Linked DNA regions of Homo sapiens: region 1 is linked to region 2. The links are chromatin contacts, found by Hi-C or POLR2A ChIA-PET in ENCODE. All regions are on one chromosome and are shown on one strand. Each heading gives the region's core, a stretch centred on a gene start or an enhancer-like site at or near the end of the contact. The rest is flanking DNA. Distances are from core to core; before and after follow the strand shown.

Region 1 (5,231 bases), core at 2,464-4,963, 91 kb after region 2:
GAAGGCCAAGATGAGAGGATCACTTGAGCTCAGGAATTTGAGATTATCCTGGGCAACATAGGTAGACTCCATCTCTACAAAAAATTAAAAAGCCAGGTGTAGTGGCATGTGCCTGCTGTTCCAGCTACTTGGGAGGCTGAGGTAAGAGGATCACTTAAATCTGGGAGGTGAAGGCTGAAGTGAGCTGTGATCATGCCACTGCATTCCACCATGGGTGACAGAGTTAGACCCTGTCTCAAAAAAAGAAAAGTACATAAATAAATAAATTTTTCTAAATCATTTGAGAGTAGGTTATATACATTGTGACTTTTTTTTTTTTTTTTTCAGACAGTCTCGCTCTGTCACCCAGGCTGGAGTGCAATAGCGTGATCTCGGCTCGCCTCCCGGGTTCAACCGATTCTCCCTGCCTCAGCCTCCTGAGTAGCTAGGATTACAGGCGCCCGCCACCACGCCCAGCTAATTTTTGTATTTTTAGTAGAGACAGGGTTTCGCCATGATGGCCAGGCTGGTCTCGAACTCATGACCACAGGTGATCCGCCCACCTCGGCCTCCCAAAGTGCTAGGATTACAGGCGTGAGCCACCGCACCCAGCCTATCATGATCTTTTATCCCTTAATACTTCAGTGCATATTTCCTAAGAACAAGGATATTCTCTTACTAATTTAAGTATAGTTATCAAATTCAAGAAATTTAGCATTGATACAATAATTTACTATTCATATTCCAATTTTGTCAATAAACTTTTATTATTTGTTTTTTTTTTCCCCTTCAGCCAAGGATCACAAATTACATTAGTTGTCATGTTTCTTTAGTCTCCTTTAATCTGGGACCGTTCTTTAGCTTCTCTTTATGCTTCATGACATTAGCATTAAAAACATTTTTTTAAAATTTTTTCAGCCAGTGGTTTATGCCTGTAATTCTAGCGTTTTGGGAGGCCAAGGCAGGAGGGTTGCTTGAGGCCAGGAGTTTGAGACCAGCTTTGGCAACATAGTGAGAACTCATTGCTTCAAAAAATAAAAAAAATTAGCTGGGCATGGTGGCGTGTGCCTGTAGACCCAGCTACACAGGAGGCTGAGGTGGGAGGACTGCTTGAGCCCAGGATTTGGAGGCTGCGGTGAGCTATGATCATGCCACTGCACTCCAGCCTGGGTGATTAAGAAAACAAACAAAAAAACATTAAACAAAAACACTTTTTTTTTTTTTTAGAGTTATGGAGTTATCTGTAACTCCATAACTGTTTACAGAGTCTGGTGGTGGGATCGTAGCTTACTGCAGCCTAGAACTCCCAGCCTCAACTGGTCCTCCTGCCTTGGTCTTCCAAAGTGATGGAATTACAGGCATGAGCCACCACAGCCAGCTGACATTGACATTTTTTATAACTACAGACCAGTTCATGTCTGTGTTCTTTCTTTTTAAAAAATTGATCCATAATAATTATACTTATGTATTGGTTACATGTGATATTTTGATACATGAGTACAATGTGTAATGATTGTATTTAGGATATCTATCACCTCAAACATTTGTCGTTTCTTTGTGTTGGGAGCATTTCAAATCTTCTCTTATAGCTATTTGGAAATATACAGCAAATTATTGTTAACTATAGTCTCCCTAATTTATTTATTTCTTTCAAGAATATTTCTCATTTTGGGTTTGTCTGATGTTTTCTTATGGTTAGATTCAGGTGGTGTGTGTCTATCGTGAATCTGTAATATATACCACTACTGATATAGGGTCCTTCTCAGGGTATCACAACTGCAGGTGCTGTTCATTGGTGATACTAATTTTGATCATCTGGTCAAGTGTTAATCTGATTTATTTACTGTGTAGATGTTATTTCCCCTTGCAACTAATAAGCAATCTGTAGGGAAACATTTGAAGATCATACTCCTCTTTAAACTTTCCCTCTAATACCTAACATACATTGATAATTCTTGCCTGAACCAATTTCTGGTTGCAGTTATGGTGAAATTTGAGTGGTTGCTTAAAATACTTGTTCTTAGGTGGACACAAACTGTCTTTCTAGCTTGCTTCTGTTTGTTTCTCTTCCTATAAGAAACACAATTGCATACCCTAAAGATCTATATTTTTTTATGTCTAAATCTAATAACTAAAAAGAGTTTGAAAATTGGAAAAAGGTTTGGCTCAATGAGGCTTGACTTGGAACTTGGTAATTTCCTAGAATGGCCACATCACCCAGTGGAATTTGTTCTCCACTCAACCAACAGCATAAGTGCTTTTTCTCTAAGCCAGACTGACAACAGCCATGTGAAGTGGATTCTTTTTTTAAAATTTACTCCCTCTTTTAATAAGTGGGATTTGCTATGAATTCATCATTATATTTCAGCTTTTGTTCTCAAATCTATTTTAATAGCTTGATTCATCTTATTAAGCACTTCCACTTAAGCTTTAACAAAATCCATAAAGTTTGGAAATGCCCATTGTCCAGGAGCTTTAAGAGAGAAAAGGTTAGGAGAAACGTTTTCCTATTCTCCTTTTCTATCATTTTTTTCTTTCCTTCCCTCTTATTTTTCTGTATTTTTTCCTTGTGCCTTTCCTTTCATTCCTTTGAAGCATGATTAGGATGCATGACTGAGCCTCCAAAAGCAGAGAGAAAAAGAAGTATTGCTTCTTGAGACTCAGGTTTTTTATTGTTATTACTACGGAGAATAGGCTAATGATATGATAATTATGACCATTACTAATGAATGCCTTATCAGCTATCAGTTGTTTCTTCGAGGGAACCTTGCCCTCAAAAAAAGTGGCTTACGCCTGTAATGACCAGCACTTTGGGAGGGCGACGCAAGAGGATTGCTTGAGCTCAGGAGTTTGAAACCAGCCTGAGTAACTAGTGAGACCTCATCTCTACTAAATTTTTTTTTGTTTTAATTAGCCAGGCATGGTGGCACACACCAGTAGTCCCAGCTACTTGAGAGGCTAAGACAGGAGGATCTCTTGAACCCCAGAAATCAAGGCTGCAGTGAGTAATAATGGCACCACTGCACTCTAGCCTGGGTGACAGAGGAGTCCCTGTCTTAAAAAAAAAGAGAGAGAGAGAGAGAGAGAGAAATAAGTAGAGACAAAAGAAAACAACTAGAGAGTCAGAAAGAGGAAAGGGGCAGAAGCAAAGAACTTGGGGATGGGGAGGCAAGGGTAGGAGAGAAGGACAGAGAATACAGAACTCCTAAAATAGGAAAATGGGAGTCAGCTCTAACATTTACCTTTACCCAGTCCAGTGTGTGGGTTTTCCCCTTTCAGTAGAATGTTCTATGAGATAGGATGAGATGGGGTGAATGAAATTGTCCCATCCTTGACTCCTTGGATCTGTTTACATGGAACTGAAGGTTTTACCCTGTAATGTGACTTGATAGCCTGATCCTAGTGGGTTGGGTAGGAAGAGGCTATTAAGTGATGTTTTTTGGCTTGCTAGCATTAACAGAGTTATTTTTAACCTCCCATTTCAATCTCTTCGTTGTTCAGGTTCCTCTGCTGGCTACCATGAGAGCAGTCAAAATTAGCAACTATATAAAATGAAGTACCTCTTGTCTCCCCAGTCACTTCCAAAATAAACAGGGAGTAATACTGTCCATATTTTGTCTCACTTTACTCTGAAGGCTAGCAATAGAGGAAGCATGGATTAGTGTGTAGTGATTTCCAGGCTCTGCCCTCTGGACAGATTCCCCTCTGAGTGCTCCAGTTGAGTGACAGGACCATGTGGCAGGAGTGCAGCTGGAAGTATATCATCGGCAGATTTGGGTTGGGTAAATATAGCAGGAGCAGGATGTCAGTGTGGGAGATGGATTGTTCTGGGAAAGGAAGTGTTGTCTTTCGTCTGAGAAACAATTTCCTGCACTTCTGGGACTTTTGCTTTCTTCTTTTTCTTTTTTTTCCCAGGGCAGAGCAGGAGTTGGCAGGGGATGGGTACACTTGCTGAATTCTATCTCTGGATGTCTGCATGTTTCTACATTTGAAGTTGGGAGTAGAGATCAGATCTGTTTCAGCCAGTTAGGAAATGGACCTAATAAATTATCGTACCCATGCCTTAAGTTTCACTTTTTGAAGTTTTAAATTAAAGCACCTATCTGCTTAAAGCCTCTTTTTAAAAAGTTACTGTTCTTTTAGTGAAATAGACGGGTTGAGAGGCAAAAATAATTACGTAAAGAAAATCAACTCTATTGCAAGTCAGACATGAGGCACCAGCTGGCAGGAAACAGCTGGGATATTTCTGGGGGCTAGACTCTTCCACACCAGCACTTAACTCTTCAAGTGATCTCTGTTATCTGAGCTACTTAAGATAGCTACCTACCTTACCAACAATCTGCATAAAATACTAAATCTACTAAATTATGTGATATTTTACAATTGACTAGAACTTTATAATTTATAAAGTGGTTTTTCATTATAGCCTTTCAATTTTAGAATCTATAAAGCACATAAATTATAATCTATAAATTATATTTTTATAAATTATCTATAAATTATATTTATATAAATTGTTATATTATAACTTAGACTCATACATAATCTATAATAGATTATTTCTATAAACATATTTATAGAAGAGTTGTAAAGAAGTTCTCATCTATCCAATGCCCAGTTTCCCCTGTTATTAACATCTTACATTAATATGACACATTTGTCACAATTAATGAACAAATATTGATTCATCATTAATTAAAGTCCATACTTTATTCAGATTTCATTAGGTTTTTACTTAATGGCCTTTTTCTGTTCAAGGATTCCATCTAGGATACCACATTACATTTAGTCATCACATCTTGTTAGGTTCCACTTGGCTGTAACAGTTTGCCTGTATTCTTTTTCTTTTCTTTTTTCTTTCTTTTCTTTTTTTTTTTTTTGAGACAGAGTCTCGCTCTGTCGCCCAGGCTGGAGTGCAGTGGCGCGATCTTGGCTCACTGCAAGCTCCGCCTCCCAGGTTCCTGCCATTCTCCTGCCTCAGCCTCCTGAGTAGCTGGGACTACAGGCGCCCACCACCACACCCGGCTAATTTTTTTTTTTTTTGTATTTTTTAGTAGAGATGGGGTTTCACCGTGTTAGCCAGGATGGTCTCAATCTCCTGATCTTGTGATCCACCCGCCTCGGCCTCTCAAAGTGCTGGGATTACAGGTGTGAGCCACCGCGCCCGGCCGCCTGTATTCTTTTCAAGTTTCACAAAAACTCACAAGATAGACTGTGCCTTTATTAATATTCCCCTTTTACAGATAAAACTC
Region 2 (4,998 bases), core at 223-2,722:
GCTTTATTTAGTATTAGAGCAGCTCAGGGGAGACGCACAGTGGGTAGCTCCTTTCTGTTACTCGTTGTCCCAACGTCTGCTGCTCTCAGCAGAGAGGAGGCCCTGGAGAGGACAGCTCCTGTCTGCTACTGGTCATCTTGACGTATGCTGCCCTCAGCAGAGAGGAGGCCCTGGAGAGGATGGCTCCTCTCTGAAGCTGGTCCACGCAATGTCTCTTCTGGTCTCTGAAGCTCTTAGCAGAGAGGGTAGCTCCTTTCTGCCAGCTGGCCATCCCATTGTCTCTAGCTATCAGCAGGGGGAATAGCTCCTCTCTGCATTTGGTCCTCTTGTTGTCTCCCCAACCTCTGCCCTGCTGTGGCTGAGCCCAGGGCTTTTATGTGGCTCGGGGAAGGGAGTGTGTGCTGACTGGTCCACAGGAAAAAGCACCATGAGTTCCTCCTCCAATCAGCAGGAATGGCAGCCTGGCCCCCACACTTCAGGCCTGTCCTGGCATGAAGGTGGGGCTTCACTGGGGACTTGCCCCCTTCCACCCAGGAGCCTGTCTGCCTTCCACAGCCATCCATAGTGCCCAGGCTGCTGGCACCAAGGGGCACCTGCAGGCCAGCACCAGTCACTCTCAGCCCCTCTCAACTTCCCTTCCTGCACTCCTCAGTGCCCAAAGTCCAGAGGGGGGCAGGGCAGCAGGGGACTGGCGTGTCAGCACTGCCCTGAGCTTGCACACACCTGGCAGCACTGTGACAGCCCCTGGACTTGGCCCCAAGCCTGGTCCAAGATCAGAGTGGGCACCGGGAGCAGGGAAAGGCCAAGCAGCAAGAGCAGGGAGAGGCCAAGCAGCAGGAGCAGGCAACTCTGAGCCTACAAGGGCAAGGAGGGGGCCTTTTCAGGCCCCCCAAGAGTGCAGGGATGCCTGGGTCTGCAGCCCCAATTTGGGCGGCTGCAGCACCCCACAGCGGGGTGGGGTTCCTGCCTGCTCTGTGGAACTGGAGGCCTGTATCTGGAGCTGTGGACCAAGTTGCTGCAGCTGCACCCAGGAAGGGATGGATCCTGCCTGCTCCTGGCCCCAACAAGAGCACAGGGAGGCTCAGATCTGCAGCGAACACCTGTAGTCCCAGGTACTCAGGAGACTGAGGCAGGAGAATTGCTTGAACCTAGGAGGCAGAGATTGCAGTGAGCTGAGATTGTGTTACTGTGCTCTAGGCCAGGGAACAAAGCAAGACTCTGTCTCAAAAAAAAAAAAAAGACTTTTGTCAACCACAATCGATGTTTTGCTTTGATTCTTCTCAAAAAGTGACTTACAATCAGCTACAGTCCAGGGCTTGCTTCTTTGGAGGAGTTCATTAAAAGGACTTTTGATTTGCAGGTTTCTGATAACTTTGGGGTTTGTGCCACTGAATTAGAGAGAAAACTTCCAGGACTGTAATTGAAAAGCTGGTGTGTTCATAAAGATTGCTAACTCAATATGAAACAGAGCAAGAGTTGATTGCATGAATTGAAACTGAAACTGAAATAGTTTTTATGGCTTTTTGTTTGAAATATTGCTGATTCTTTTGTTTGTTTGTTTGTTTGAGACGGAGTTTCCCTCTTGTTGCTCAGGCTGGAGTGCAGTGGCGGATCTTGGCTCACTGCAACCTCTGCCTCCCAGGTTCAAGTGATTCTCCTGCCTCAGCCTCCTGAGTAGCTGGCATTTCAGGCATGCATCACCATGCCCAGCTAATTTTGTATTTTTAGTAGAGACAGGGTTTCTCTATGTTGGTCAGGCTGGTCTCGAACTCCTGACCTCAGGTGGTCCACCCACCTCAGCCTCCCAAACTGCTGGGATTACAGGTGTGAGTGACCACGCCCAGCTATATTGCTGATTCTTTTTGTTTTTTCAGAGTCTGAATAATTTTTCCTTTTGAGCTGTTTATAGCCTTTAAGCATACTTTAAGTGTATTAAGTGGAGTATACTTTTTTTTTTTTTTTGAGATGGAGTCTCGCTCTGTTGCCCAGGCTGGAGTGCAATGGTGTGATCTTGACTCACTGCAACCTCCACCTCCTGGGTTCAAGCAATTATCCTGCCTCAGCCTACTGAGTAGCTGGGATTACAGGTGTGCACCACCACTCCCAGCTAATTTTTGTATTTTCAGTATAGATGGGATTTTGCCATGTTGGCCAGGCTGGTCTTGAACTCCTGACCTCAGCTGATCTGCTTGCCTTAGCCTCCCAAAGTGCTAGCCACTGCACCCAGCAAAAGTGCAGTGTACTTTTTAATTTTTTTGAGATGGAGTGTCACTCTGTTGCCCAGGCTAGAGTGCAGTGGCGTGATCTTGGCTCACTGCAACCTCCGCCTCCTGGACCCAAGTGATTCTCCTGCCCCAGCCTCCTGAGTAGCTGGGATTACAGGCGTGCGCCACCATGTCTGGCTAATTTTTGTATTTTTAGTGGAGACAGGGTTTCACCATGTTGGCCAGGCTGGTCTCAAACTCCTGACCTCAAGTGATCCACCAGCCTCAGCCTCCCAAAGTGCTGGGATTACAGACGTGAGCCATCGCACCCAGCTGAGTATACTTTTGTAAACAGAATTTGAGTCATATATCTCTCTCTGCCTAATTTCTCCAAAATTTGTAAACTATTTGTGAATATTCTTAATTCATGGCAATGTATATGTTTGCATATACTTAATAACAACATATTTTCAGCCAGGCGCGGTGGCTCACTCCTGTAATCCCAGCACTCTGGGAGGCCGAGGTGGGCGGATCACGAGGTCAGGAGGTCGAGACCATCCTGGCTAACACGGTGAAACCCCATCTCTACTAAAAACACAAAAAATTAGCTGGGCGTGGTGGTGGGCGTCTGTAGTCCCACCTACTCGCAAGGCTGAGGCAGGAGAATGACGTGAACCCAGGAGGCAGAGCTTGCAATGAGCCAAGATTGTGCCACTGCACTCCAGCCTGGGCAACAGAGCGAGTGTCCATCTCAAAAAAAAAAAAAAAAAAAAAAACCAACAACATATTTTCTTTTGTAACAGGGCACAATTGAAGGAACTGGTTTTATTATCATTATTATTATTATTATTATTATTATTTTGAGACAGAGCCTTGCTCTGTCACCCAGGCTGGAGTGCAGTGGCATGATCTTGGCTCACTGCAAGCTCCGCCTCCTGGGTTCACGCCATTCTCCTGCCTTAGCCTCCCGAATAGCTGGGACCACAGGTGCCCACCACCACGCCTGGCTAATTTTTTTTTTTTGTATTTTTAGGAGAGACAGGGTTTCACCATGTTAGCCAGGATGGTCTCGATCTCCTGACCTCATGATCCACCCACCTCGGCCTCCCAAAGTGCTGGGATTACAGGTGTGAGCCACCACACCTGGCCAGGAACTGGTTATTTTCTCAGGGCTTTGACTGAAATGGTCTTGTGAGATGTTCCAGCAAAGCTGATTTGGGAGAGTCTATATGGACAATGATTCTTGCTGCACTGTGTGTGGGTAATCAGGTCGATTATATGGGACTGCAGCTTATTTTGCAGGTAGATTGGTCCTGCTGTGATTTGTCTTTGGTGGAAGCAGTGGACTGTAGAGAGAAATATCATGTGTCAGAAGAAACTCTACATTAGATTAACCTTTGATCCCTGGATGGCTACATGGTCACCCATGGTATGGAGCTGCCTATGACACCCCTCCTCATTATGAAGCAGCCAGAAAGATAGACAACCAGATTCCTCATGATTGAGGAATTGATCAATAGAAAGGGGGCACTGAAACCAACCCAATAGTCCCATAGACTGTTCTTTTGGATAAACATAGAAATTGACCTTTCTGATCTTAAAGCTTGAACCTTATATTTGTTCTACTTGAGTTCCTTCCTCAGGAAAGGACCCTTAGGCCTTTTAAAAAAAAAAAGAAAACTGAAACTCATCAGATCATTACATTTGGATAGACTTTGGACCCCTCATTCATCGCGATTGCTTTCTTACCCTTCTCTAGTTCCTGTTTGCCTACACATTGTTACATTTCTTCCCTGCTATATAAACCCTTTGTTTTAGTCAGTCAGGGAGATGGATTTGAGGCTGAGCTCCCATATCCTGGGCTGCAGCACCCGATTAAAGCCTTCTTCCTTGGCAATACTTGTCGTCTCAGTCATTGGCTTTCAGTGTGGCGAGCAGCAGGACCTGGACTGAACCCCTCGTGTTTTGGTAACACAAAAAGAAGATGGCTGACTGGAGGCATCTTGCACTTGCCTCCTCCACAAAGAAGAACCAAAATAGCGAATAGATAATAATACTTTGAATCAAGCATCTAAGGGAGACCACTGGAACTCAACAGGGAAGTGACAGGAAACACCTGAGGCACAGGAGGAGAGGGAAGCGAGACAGCCAGCTCTGCAGGCCAGGATTGGCTGGGAGGCCAAGGAGTTTCCCCAGTGTGGGAAAGTGTAAATGAGAGATCCCTAGTGATCCACATTCCCACCTGAAACCCGAGACATGGGAGAACCTCGTGATCCTTGCAGGCCCTGAGAATAGTGTAGGAGCTGCCTGGAGACTGTGTGACGTCAGTGCTCTAGAGAGGGAGCTCACACTGGGTCCCACACCCCTCCTCCATGACCCCTAAGCAGCTGCAGCATGGGATCATTTTTAGAGCTAAGCACCTATCAGACTGCATTCTGTCCTGGGGCCCAACAGCCCTTGCATCTCCACATCTCTGGAGCCTCACTGACATCCACCTGTGTCCACCTGGAGGGCTGAAGCAGCAGACGTGGTTGGACCCAGTAGAGGTTCCCTCTGATGTGGTTGCTCTAGCACACAGTATCTTGTACCCTAGGGAACAGGTAGTATAGCACACCAGGGAAGCTGCCCCTGGGGCAAACAGAGCCAAAACACAAAGTCCCTAGAGCCTGAGGGAGATGGGTTAATGGACACAAACATACAGTTAAATAGAAGGAATAAGTTCCAATATTCCACAGCAGAGTAGGGTGACTATAATTTGCAACAATATATTGTCTATTTCAAAATAGCTAGAAGA

The links. Hi-C counts contacts between places; a loop is a spot of excess contacts on that map. ChIA-PET counts read pairs that join two places held with the same protein, here RNA polymerase II (POLR2A). Pooled maps may share reads with other maps.
Region 1: a loop to region 2 is called in a pooled map, with 2.4 times the contacts of the local background. The contact joins two enhancer-like sites. A Hi-C loop is called at or near these places in 3 of 50 pooled maps. POLR2A ChIA-PET finds 5 or more read pairs at or near these places in 4 of 52 experiments (BJ, CD4-positive, alpha-beta T cell, GM12878 and 1 more).

What each region holds. Positions count from the first base shown.
Region 1 is chr10:102,277,086-102,282,316 of GRCh38, forward strand. The region is part of intron 3 of GBF1 (golgi brefeldin A resistant guanine nucleotide exchange factor 1); the gene reads left to right. Among named protein-coding and RNA genes, the nearest start is that of GBF1, 34 kb to the left of the region's middle. Within about 2 kb of position 3,714, at least 8 of the 41 ENCODE cell types and tissues checked have a DNase peak (open chromatin) inside an H3K27ac peak, as active enhancers do.
Region 2 is chr10:102,188,084-102,193,081 of GRCh38, forward strand. No RefSeq gene overlaps it. Among named protein-coding and RNA genes, the nearest start is that of ELOVL3, 36 kb to the right of the region's middle. Within about 2 kb of position 1,473, at least 3 of the 41 ENCODE cell types and tissues checked have a DNase peak (open chromatin) inside an H3K27ac peak, as active enhancers do.